Linked DNA regions of Homo sapiens: region 2 is linked to region 1. A link is an interaction called in ENCODE POLR2A ChIA-PET data of the cell type or tissue named here. Cell type or tissue: endothelial cell of umbilical vein. All regions are shown on one strand. Links, peaks and the distances in the headings refer to the core of each region. The heading gives the core; the rest is flanking DNA. Region 1 overlaps AP1M1 (adaptor related protein complex 1 subunit mu 1). Region 2 overlaps KLF2-DT (KLF2 divergent transcript).

The links. Peaks named below come from ENCODE experiments on the same cell type or tissue, not always from the same donor. Only the 100,000 strongest peaks of a DNase experiment are listed, where the experiment ranks them.
Region 2: POLR2A ChIA-PET joins it to region 1 with 8 read pairs; 3 of 35 experiments call an interaction of 5 or more read pairs at or near these places.

Annotation. Positions count from the first base shown.
Region 1 is chr19:16,200,506-16,205,874 of GRCh38, forward strand. AP1M1 (adaptor related protein complex 1 subunit mu 1) reads left to right here. Exons shown (of 12, transcript NM_032493.4): 2 at 2,954-3,110. Among named protein-coding and RNA genes, the nearest start is that of AP1M1, 5.3 kb to the left of the region's middle. RefSeq lists a silencer at 3,923-4,072. In endothelial cell of umbilical vein, for the core only: no CTCF peak of the experiment used is centred there; no DNase peak of the experiment used is centred there.
Region 2 is chr19:16,288,544-16,293,912 of GRCh38, forward strand. The region is part of intron 1 of KLF2-DT (KLF2 divergent transcript); the gene reads right to left. Among named protein-coding and RNA genes, the nearest start is that of KLF2-DT, 33 kb to the right of the region's middle. In endothelial cell of umbilical vein, for the core only: no CTCF peak of the experiment used is centred there; DNase peaks (open chromatin) are centred at 2,348 and 5,098; H3K27ac peaks cover 2,325 bases.

The DNA of each region.
Region 1 (5,369 bases), core at 163-5,162:
AGCCGTGGGCTTCCTTCCCTTCCTCTGCAACCATGATGCCCTTTCTTATTCCACGACCCACGGACCTCCTGTTTCCAAAGTCAGCCTCGTGAGCCGACTGCATTTAATCAACAATAAAGCACACTGAGAAATTCATGGCCACGTGTCTGGTCACCGAGGACACCAGCGTGGCCACACTGGGCTGGGAGGAAGCTGTCCTAGTAGGAAGCTTCTCCGCTTTATCTAACTGGCTTCTCAGCAGCTTCTGACACCACTAACCACCTCCTCTTCAGTGCTCCCTTCCGCTTCCAGGAGGCTGCGCTCTGGGGGGTTTCCTCCTGTTTCTTGCACTGCCTACTTTCCTCCTTTTCTGCCCTCCCCAGGGCTGTGGAGCGGCTCAGGCCTACGCGTGCCTCCCCATGCTGTCACTCTTCCCAGGTGGGCTTTGACTCATGTCCATGGGCCAGTGACTCTCAATTTTGTTCACAGCATTTCTCTGGAGATCTAGTGGCCTCTGAGACACCAGAGAGGTCCCGCCGCCACCATAAATTCAGCATTCTTCTAAATGCACTCCCTGTACCTGCTCTCTTTCCATTTCAGTGATGCCATCACCCATTCAGCCATCTGCACAAGAGACCTGGACGTTATCCTCGCCTCCTTTGTCTCCTCACCCCTGTTTTCACTCCACAAATGTTTACTGAGCACCTACTATGGTCCAGGCCCCTTTCTGGGTGCTGGAAAACAGCTGTGAATGAGACAGGAGTAGTTGCTGTTCTCAGGGGATGTCAGACAGTAAAGGAGGATAGAAATAAATGTTTAATGCACCAGGTGATAGGGATAAAGCAGGGGTCAGGGTTCAGAGGGATGGGACATGATCTCAGCCAGAGCAAGCAGGGAGGATTTCTTTTTTTTTTTTTTTTTTTTTTTTTTTTGAGATGGAGTTACGTTCTGTCAGCCAAGCTGGAGTGCAATGGCACAATCTCGGCTCACTGCAACCTCTGCCTCCCAGGTTCAAGTGATTCTCCTGCCTCAGCCTCCCAAGTAGCTGGGACTACAGGCATGCACCACCACGCCTGGCTAATTTTGTATTTTTAGTAGAGACAGGGTTTCACCATATTGGTCAGGCTGGTCTCAAACTCCTGACTTCAGATGATCCGCCTGCCTCAGCCTCCCAAAGTGCTGGGATTACAGGCGTGAGCCACCGCGCCCAGCTGGGAGGACTTCCTAGAGGAGGTGTTATTTGAGCTGAGGCTTGAGAAATGAGAAGAGCCAGGTCAGGGCAAAGGCCCGAGGTGGGAACAGATGTGGATCACTCAGAGACCAGCTAAGGGGCCAGGCTGGAGCAGAGTGAACCAGGGCAGCGCAGGCAGAGAGGCGTCAGAGGGGCTGTGAGGAGCCAGACCACGCTGGTCCTTGGGAGCCATGGGGACGGGCTTGGGCTTTGTTCTCAGTGCCGGGGAGGCTGGGGTAAGTGGCAGTTCAGCAGTGGGGGAGAGACCCCGTCTGGCTTCTGTGTAGGAAGAGCCCTGTCACCCTTTGTGAGGAAGGACCTGGGGGGTCAAGAGTGACAGCAGGGGGAGGGGCTGTTCCCTCAACACGTCATCACCTGCCTCCCTCCAATCAGTTCCACAGGCCACGAAGCAGACACTAGGAAAGGAAGGTGCCACCCCGCACCACCCCCAGTCTCGCCTTGAGAGAATAAAGGCAGCGTGTGATGAAATGCCAAGTTCTGAGGCAGGTGGTTCCCAGGATGGTCAGCGCCGCAATGGCCTTCTCAGCATGTTGCTGAGTCCTGCAGCTGGCTGTCCTGCAGGCCCCAAGAGCTGCAGCTGCTCCAGGCAGCATCTCCAACCGCAGCCATGCCCAGGCTAGCAAAACTTCCGACCTCCTTTTTATTCTTTAATGAGGTATAATTTACATTAATAACCTGCACTTATCTAAAGTGTACAATTTGATGAGCTCAGTCATGTGGGAAGCCATAACCACACATTCCATCGCCCCCGAAAGCTTCTTCACACCCCTTTGCTGTCTAGCCCCATCCCTAGGCACCCACCGATGTGTTTTTCATCACCATTTTCTAGGATTTTATACACGTGCAGTCATGCAGGATGAGCTCTCGTTTGTCTGGTTTCTCTCAGCCAGCACAGTGATTCTGATGCGCCTGTGTATCGGGAGTCCGATCCCTTCCGTTGCTGAGGCATGCTTCTCATGGTGTGCACGGATACAGTTTGTTTCTAGTTCACCTGCTGAAGGACATTGGCATTGTTTCTAGTCTGGGTCTGTTTCAATTAAAGCTGCTGTTAAGATTCTCGTGCTAGTGTTTGTGCAGACATGTGGTTTCATTTCTCTTGGGTAAATACCAGAGAGAGGAATGACTGGATCGTATGGTAACTCTGGGTTTCACTTTTTGAGAAACTGCCAGACTACACCAAAGTAGTTGTCCCATTTTCCATTCCTATCAGCAGTGGACAGGGGTTCTGGATGCTGTATATCCTGACCCACAGGCTATGAAAGAGAGAGACCAGGAAGAGGGCTTCTCCCTTCAGGCCACCTGTGGACTTCAGTAAATACGAACCTTCAGCGGGAGTGGGCGCCCTGACACAGGCGGGAGAGCAAGGTGCGTTGGCCCGGCAAAGGCTCTGAGAAGGTCTGCATTGAGAGCTTGTGAGGCATTGCTTAACCTGATGTCTCTGGGTGATTCAGTCCTGGACCTTTGCTGCAGAGTTCGCCTCTACCCTCACCCTGCGAAGAACTGCAGTGGCCCCTGTGGGCATTCACACTGGGAGATGCTCTTCTCCAGGAATTCCCTGGGGGATGGAGATCAGAACGGCCTCAAGTCCTGCTCTTTTGCGGATAGTGGCCATGACCGGAGTCCCCAGAGCGAAGCAGGGTGGTGCATCTCACCCCCTGCCCCAAGCCCCCAGATTGTAGAACTGAAAATGCAAGCATCTTTTCTCTTCCTTCCCCACCCCAGGTGCTCATCTGCCGGAACTACCGTGGCGACGTGGACATGTCAGAGGTGGAGCACTTCATGCCCATCCTGATGGAGAAGGAGGAGGAGGGGATGCTGTCGCCCATCCTGGCCCACGGGGGGGTCCGTTTCATGTGGATCAAACACAACAACCTGTATCGTATCCCTTTGCTGGGGGTGCTCCCAGGGGACTCCTGTGTGGGTGTTGGTGTGTGTGCATATCCACACGCCTGCAAGCAGGGCTGGTTTGTGCACAGCGCAAGCATTGGACACAGCCATGCCCTCCTGGAGCTCCCTGCTGCCTGCGGAGACAGGCAGACAATGCACGATGACATGTGTGATGGGTGTGGGGAGAGGAGCAGGTGTGACTTGAACCTCTTCAGCCCAGGGGCCCAGGAAGGGAAATGACACCCTGGAGGAAGCCTGCAGGGAGGCCTGGCTTCTGCCAGCTGGAGGGGTGGGCAGGCACTAGGCGTGGGTGAAGGCTCTGCAGGGAAGAGCCTCATTCCAACAGCTGCACTCGGGGTGGCTGGAGAGGGGGCGTGTAGGGCAGCGAGGCTGGAGTGGTCAGCGGGGTCTGGGGTCTCAAAGAACATCATCTGAAATGTGACAGGAAGTCTCTGGAGGCTTTTAGATGTGTGTCTTCTGGAGGTTTCTGGCTGCTGAGTGGGGCAAGACTGTGGGGACAGGAGAGGACATGGGTAGGTGGGGAGTAGGCTGGGGCCATCGTGCAGGTGGGAGGGGAAGTGGCCTGGACCACGGAGGGGTGGTGGGGTACAGCCCCGCCCAGATCTCAGAGCCCCCCACCCTTCCTGTCCTTGGGCCCATGGGGAGACTTGGCCAAGCCAGTTTCTATCCAGGAGGTCTAACTGGCCACCCCACAGCTTTGGGCAGACCCGCAAGCCCATCTCAGTACCCACACTACTGCGGAAGGGCCTGCTTTGCCACTCACAGCCCGTTTGAGCCCCAGCTCCAGCAGCCATGGGGGATCCCTCACCTTCCCACAGTTCAGTGGGAACAACGACCCCTCACTGCAGGACCATTCGGGTCAGTTGAACTGACTTGTGCATATTGCTCCCAGCAGGCATGGGCTCTGTGCCCTTTCCTGTGTTCTTGGAGACACTTGGGGCCTTGCCAGTACAGTGTGGCCAACGGGCCAGAATATCCGCTGGGAGCCCTTTGGAAATGCAGAATCCCAGGCTCCACCCAGCCCTGCCCCGTCAGAATCTGCATTGTAGGAAGATTTGTTCCTGGTGGCCGGTGTGCACATTCCCATGTGGGCCGTGCTGGCCCAGGGCTCCCTGTGGTGTGCCTCTGTGTAGATTTCACCTGGCTCTGGAAGGCCCTGAGAATAGCTCTGAAGATGATCTTAGGTGGCTTTTTTTTTTTTTTTGAGACAGAGTCTCGCTCTGTCGCCCAGGCTGGAGTGCAGTGGCGCCATCTGGGCTCACTGCAAGCTCCGCCTCCCGGGTTCGCGCTATTCTCCTGCCTCAGCCTCCCGAGTAGCTGGGACTACAGGCGCCCGCCACCACGCCCAGCTAATTTTTTTGTATTTTTTTAGTAGAGACAGGGTTTCACCATGTTAGCCAGGATGGTCTCGATCTCCTGACCTCGTGATCCGCCCGCCTCAGCCTCCCAAAATGCTGGGATTACAGTCGTGAGCCACCGTGCCCGGCCTAGGTGGCTTTTAACCCAGGGAACTGACAGTCCTCTGAAGCCGCCCAGGTATTGGGAGAGGGAGAGGTGGCTGTGGTCTGAGCTCAGCAGGAGCCATCAGATCAGTTTCTGGTTGGGCCCCCACATTTCACACCTGGGCATCTAGGGAAGAGACAGGGAGGGCTCACCCCTCTGGCTTAGTGGACATCGTTTCACCCCCAGCCGGGACAGTGCTCAGCAAGGCCGTGGCTGAGAGGCACCCATGAGAAGGTGAGAGGCCCCCACTGCCCCTGCTTATAAAGCATCTGGGGAGGGCACATTGCCAGGCAGCAGGAGGGAGGCCAGCACTCGTTTGACTGGGCCAGCGTCCCTTTCCTGGGCCCCTGTGCTGTGCTGGGGTGAGGCGGGAAGGGAGAGGATACAGCCCCCACCCTCCCTCCTAGAGCTCACTCCTGGGCAGACGAGCCAGGCAGCACAGATGTGCCATGAACAGGGATGTCCAGGGTGCAGTGCATGGGCCTACAGAGGAAGAACCAGCCTTCTCTGGCGGCCCGGGGACCCATTAGGGAAAAAGGAATAGGAAGCGCCCAGCACACACTGACCCTGGGAGGCAGGGGCTGGCTCCTGTGGCAGAAGGGAACATCTGTGCCAGACATCTCACCTACATTGCCTTGGTGAGTTCATTCACAGGCCTCCATTACACAGGAGAGAAATATCAAGGTTTCTCTAGAAAGGTTTATTTCATGGGCCAAGGCTTGTGTTT
Region 2 (5,369 bases), core at 104-5,103, 88 kb after region 1:
CGCGCCACTGCATTCCAGCCTGGGCAACAGAGGGAGACTCTGTCTCAAAAAAAAGAAAAAAGAAAAGCCCTGTCCCCGTCAGCAGTCACTCCCCATTTCCCTTCCCCCACCCCAGGCAGCCACTAATCTGCTTCCTGTCTCTACGGATTTGCCTGTTCAGGGCATTTCATATCAATGAAATCATACACCATGTGGCCTTTTGTGTCTGGCTTCTCTCACTCAGCATATTTTTGGAGTTCATCCACGTTGTAGCATGGAGCAGTGCTTCATTCCTTTTCACAGCTGCGTAATATTCCATTGCTGGATGGACCACGTTTTGTTTATCTGTTCATTCGTTGACAGACACCCAAGTTGCTTCCACCTTTTGGCCGTTGTGAACAGTGCTGCTGTGAACATGCATGCACACATCTTTGTGTGAACACCCACCTTCAATTCTTTTGGGGATATTCCCCAAGAATACACCAACGAATACCAAAATCCTTTTGAGTATATGAGTTACCACTTCAGGGTGGAGCTGCTATGGTATATGGTAATTTTTTTATTTTATTTATTTATTTTTGAGATGGAGTCTTACTCTGTTGCCCAGGCTGGAGTGCAGTAGTGCAATCTTGGCTCACTGCAACCTCTGCCTCCCGGGTTCAAGCAATTCTCCTGCCTCAGCCTCCCGAGTAGCTGGGACTTACAGGTGCACACTATCACATCCAGCTAGTTTTCTTGTATTTTTAGGAGAGATGGAATTTCATTGTGTTGTCCAGGCTGGTCTTGAACTCTTTACCTCAAGCGATCCGACTGCCTCAGCCTCCCAAAGTGCTGAGATTACAGGCGCGAGCCACCGCACCCGGCCATGATATGTTATAAGGTAATTCTATGTTGCACTTTTTTCTTTTTTATTGAGACAGGGTCTTGCTCTGTCACCCATGCTGGAGCGCAGTGGTGCAATCATGGCTCACTGCAGCTTCAACCTCCTGGGTTCAAGCCATCTTCCCGCCTCAGCCTCCCAAGTAGCTGGGACAACAGGTGCATGCCACCACTCCTGGCTAATTTTTTTATTCTATGTTTCACTTTTTGAGGAACCCTCCTGATTTTGGCCCTGGCAGAATTAAGGCTGAATTATCCACACTCCCTCGGACGCACCTGCTGTCCACAGCTCCCCCAACTCCCTGATGGCGGCCCCCAGGAACAATCCTCAAACTGCACCAGCTCTTTCAGCTCTCACCTTCCTTATCTGTACATCAGCCGTGGTGACAATGTAAGGAGATGATGTCAGAAAAGGCCCCAGCTGTGGCCTGGCAGCTCAAATGAAAATCATTGTTCCCCTACCCCACCCCCAACCCAGGTAGGGTTGACAGATTAAACACAGGACGCCCTACTCAAATGCGAACATCAGATAAACAATGAATTCTTTTTTTTAGTATAAGTATATCCCATTCCATGCACTATTCGAGATATACTTCTACTAAAAAAAAAACTTGTTGTTTATCTGAAATTCCAATTTAATGGAGTGTCCTGCGTTTTACTTGCAAAACCTGGTAAGCAGCCTTTGTAACAGTTGGTTCTCACAGACAGGCAGAAATTGAAGGGGATGCTAGGTTTTCTGTTTGTTTGTTTGTTTCTTTTGACACAGAGTCTTGCTCTGTCGCCCAGGCTGGAGTGCAGTGGTGCGATCTTGGCTCACTGCAACCTCCGCCTCCTGGGTTCAAGCGATTCTCCTGCCTCAGCCTCCCAAGTAGCTGGAACTCCAGGCATGTGTCACCATGCCTGGCTAATTTTTTGTATTTTTAGTAGAGACGGGGTTTCACCATGTTAGCCAGGAAGGTCTTGATCTCCTGACCTCGTGATCCCCCCACCTCAGCCTCCTAAAATGCTGGCATTACAGGTGTGAGCCACCACGCCCGGCTGATGCTAGGTATTTCAGACCCCAAGTCACCCATCCACCCATCCAGCCTGTCACCCAGGCTGGAGTGCAATGGTGGTGATCTGGACTCACTGCAGCCTCGACCTCCTGGGTTCAAGCCATCCTCCCACCTCAGCCTCCCAGGTAGCTGGAACCACAGGTGCATGCTCTTATGCCTGGCTAATTTTTGTATTTTTTTGTAGAGATGAGCTCTTGCTATGTTGCCCACCTGCTGGGACTCAATCCACCAAGTAGATGTCTCCAATTCTCCACCATTCCCCAAGACAAGTCTGGTGACAAAGAATTGGTTCAGAACCTGGGAAGTCTTTGAAGGTCCACTTTTGTCAGATGACACATGATCTAAATTGGTCCCCAACCCCAGGCCGCCGGAAAGGCTAGTGAGCATGGGGTGAGCATAGAATCACCGCTCTATGAAAACATGCCTCCCTCAGCCCTGCCTCCTGGGCCACCGAGGTCTGATTCACGCTTCCTCGTATTCAAACAGAGTCGGTGCAGCTGGAAGCAACCCTGCCAGGGGTAAGTCAGCCAGTGCAGGTAACATTTCTCCCCCTCGATTTTTCCCAGAACCCGGCTCCGGGCCCAACACAGGATGCCTGGGGGATGTCAGAGGATTCTAAGTGAGGAAACCCCTGCCGTCCATTGCTGTTCTGTTCCCCCAGGGACGCTTTGTCCAGGGCCCACCGATCCATCACACATACAAGGCCCAGGGCCCTGGAATGTTTAAGAGCCCACAAAAAAATAGCCTTTTTTTTTTTTTTTGAGACAGAGTCTCACTCTGTCGCCCAGGCTGGAGGGTAGTGGTGCAATCTTGGCTCACTGCAACCTCCACCTCCCGGGTTCAGGCGATTCTCCTACCTCAGCCTCCCAAGTAGCTGTGATTACAGGCACGTGCCACCACACCCAGCTAATTTTTATATTTTTAGTAAAGATAGGGTTTCACCATGTTGGCCAGGCTGGTCTCGAACATCTGAGCTCAGGTGATCTGCCCGCCTTGGCCTCCCAAAGTGCTGGGATTACAGGCATAAGCCACCACGTCCGGCCACACTGTATGTTTTTGAATGTTAGGAGGGACAGAGGATCCCATATCCAGCATGTACCGGGAGATACAACCCATTTCTCAGATGACAAAACTGAGGCTGAGAAAAGAGAAACAACTTGACCGAGCTCTAGGCTATTGTTCTCTAAAAAACTTTTGTGGGGACAGTGATTTTTTTTTTTAAGAGACAGGGTCTCATTCTGTTGCCCAGGCTGGAGTACAATGATGCAATTGTAGCTCACTGCAGCCTCGAACTTCTGGGCTCACGTGATCTTCCGCCTTCAGCCTCCTGAGTAGCTGGGATTACAGGTGCATGCCACCATACTTAGCCACTTAGCTTTTTTTTTTTAATTTTATTTTTATTTTTTATTTTTGTAGAGATGGGATCCTGCTATGTTGCCCAGGCTGACCTTGAACTCCTGGTCTCAAGTAATCCTCTCATCTCAGCCTCCCAAAGTGCTGGGAGTGCAGACATGAGCCCCCGTTCCCAGCTTGATTTTGTATCTTTTTGATGCTCTGGGCTCTGTGGGGTGTAAGCTATAGATACTTTTCTTTGTAGATAAAGTGCCTGCAACTTACATTTAGTTTCAGGGGGTCCATGAACCCCTCTGAAGCTCACACAGGGGAACAATCCTGGGTCCAGATCAAAGCCTGTGAAATCAGTTTAAATCGTGGCTCAGCCAAGGATCAACCGTGCCTCAGTTTTCCTCCTCCAGCACATCACTATAGAGTGGTGGAAATATTACTGGCTCTCCGAGTCCCAAAAACTAAGGAGGATCCATGCAGGGCCTGGCATATACTGGGTTTTCAATAAACAGTTTTCTTCTCCCCTGTCAGCCTGATGCTCCACAAACTCTCAAACACACACACACACACACACACACACGTGTGAGCATGAGCCTGAAAAAACACAGCTGGCCATTTCATTGATAGATTGACTTTTGTTATTATTATCTTTAGTAGAGACAAATTCTCACTATGTTGCCCAGGCTGGTCTTGAACCCCTGGGCTCAAGCAATCCTCCTGCCTCGGCCTCCCAAAGTGCTGGGATTACAGGTGTGAGCCACCGCGCCTGGCCAAGCTGGCCATTTTATTTATTTATTTATTTATTTGTTGTTATTATTATTATTATTATTATTATTATTATTATTATTTGAGACAGAGTGTTGCTCTGTTGCCCAGGCTGGAGTACAGTGGCGCAATCTTGGCTCACTGTAACCTCTGCCTCCCGGGTTCAAGCAATTCTCCTGCCTCAGCCTCCCGAGTAGCTGGGGTTATAGGCACCCGCCACCACGTCCAGCTAATTTTTGTATTTTTAGTAGAGACAGAATTTTACCATGTTTGTCAAGCTGGTCTCAAACTCTTGAGCTCAAGCGATCCTCCTGCTTCGGCCTCCCAAAGTGCTGGGATGATGGGCATGAGTCACCGCGCCTAGCCAAGCTGGCCATTTTGGACTCAAGACCTTCACATTTATTCCTGAGGAAAGGGAAAAAAAAAAAAAAAAGAAGGAAAACTCCCTCTCACTACACATAGTTTCAAAAACTGCCCTTTCAGTGGAAAAGTTTTTTACGTCTTAAGAAAAACCTGATTGTTTAAAGTCAGGTCTGCAGTAAACGGGCGGCTATTTTTAAGTGCTTGGGGACATATGTCTGCAACCCATGGAAAGAAGAGAAGCCGTTTGTCTTGGGAGCTTGTCCAGAATGACTGGAGTGACGTGGAGTGCGGGGTTGGAGGTGGGAGTGGGGGGGACACGAGCTGTCAGCCTGCCAGAAGCACAAAAAAACTCCCAAAATATTCCAGAACATTCCTTCTCGAGTCGTCAGAAATCATACTATCCGGGCCGCGCCTCAAAGTTCCCACTCAGCAAGCAGTTGTTTTCCGTTTCATTTTCCCTCTTCTTTTTTTTTTCCCCTCAAATCACATTTGTTTTTCCACAATCGAAGGCGCTCACACACATCTCGCCCTGAAATTCAGACACACTGTTCTCACCTAGAATTGTAAACAGCAACCTCTCCACCCCCTCCCGTGGCCGGGTGTTTGGGTGATGCTGGAAAAATCTTCTAAAGGCAGGGAGAAAAAAAGGGAGTTTTCCAAAAATCGACACAGGGCTTACGTTACACAGAGTTTATGCAATCAGCCCCTGGAAACAACTAGACGGGCCTCCCCAGCTGCAGAGGCTCTGAGTAGCAATAAAGTCGTGAGAAGGGAAAGTCAGCCTTTGGCAAGAATCCCCGACTCCCCCATGAAAGTGATAAGGGCGGTGTGGACCGCAGCTGGGAGGCCAACTGCGTATTTGAAATATGTTGGCAAGGCCAGGTTCTCGTAAAGCATCACAGAGGTCCTGTGGAATAGATTCCTCCAGCCTGAGACCCTGGCGCACCCTTGGGTCACTGGTGGTGTGCCAGGATTTTATTTACT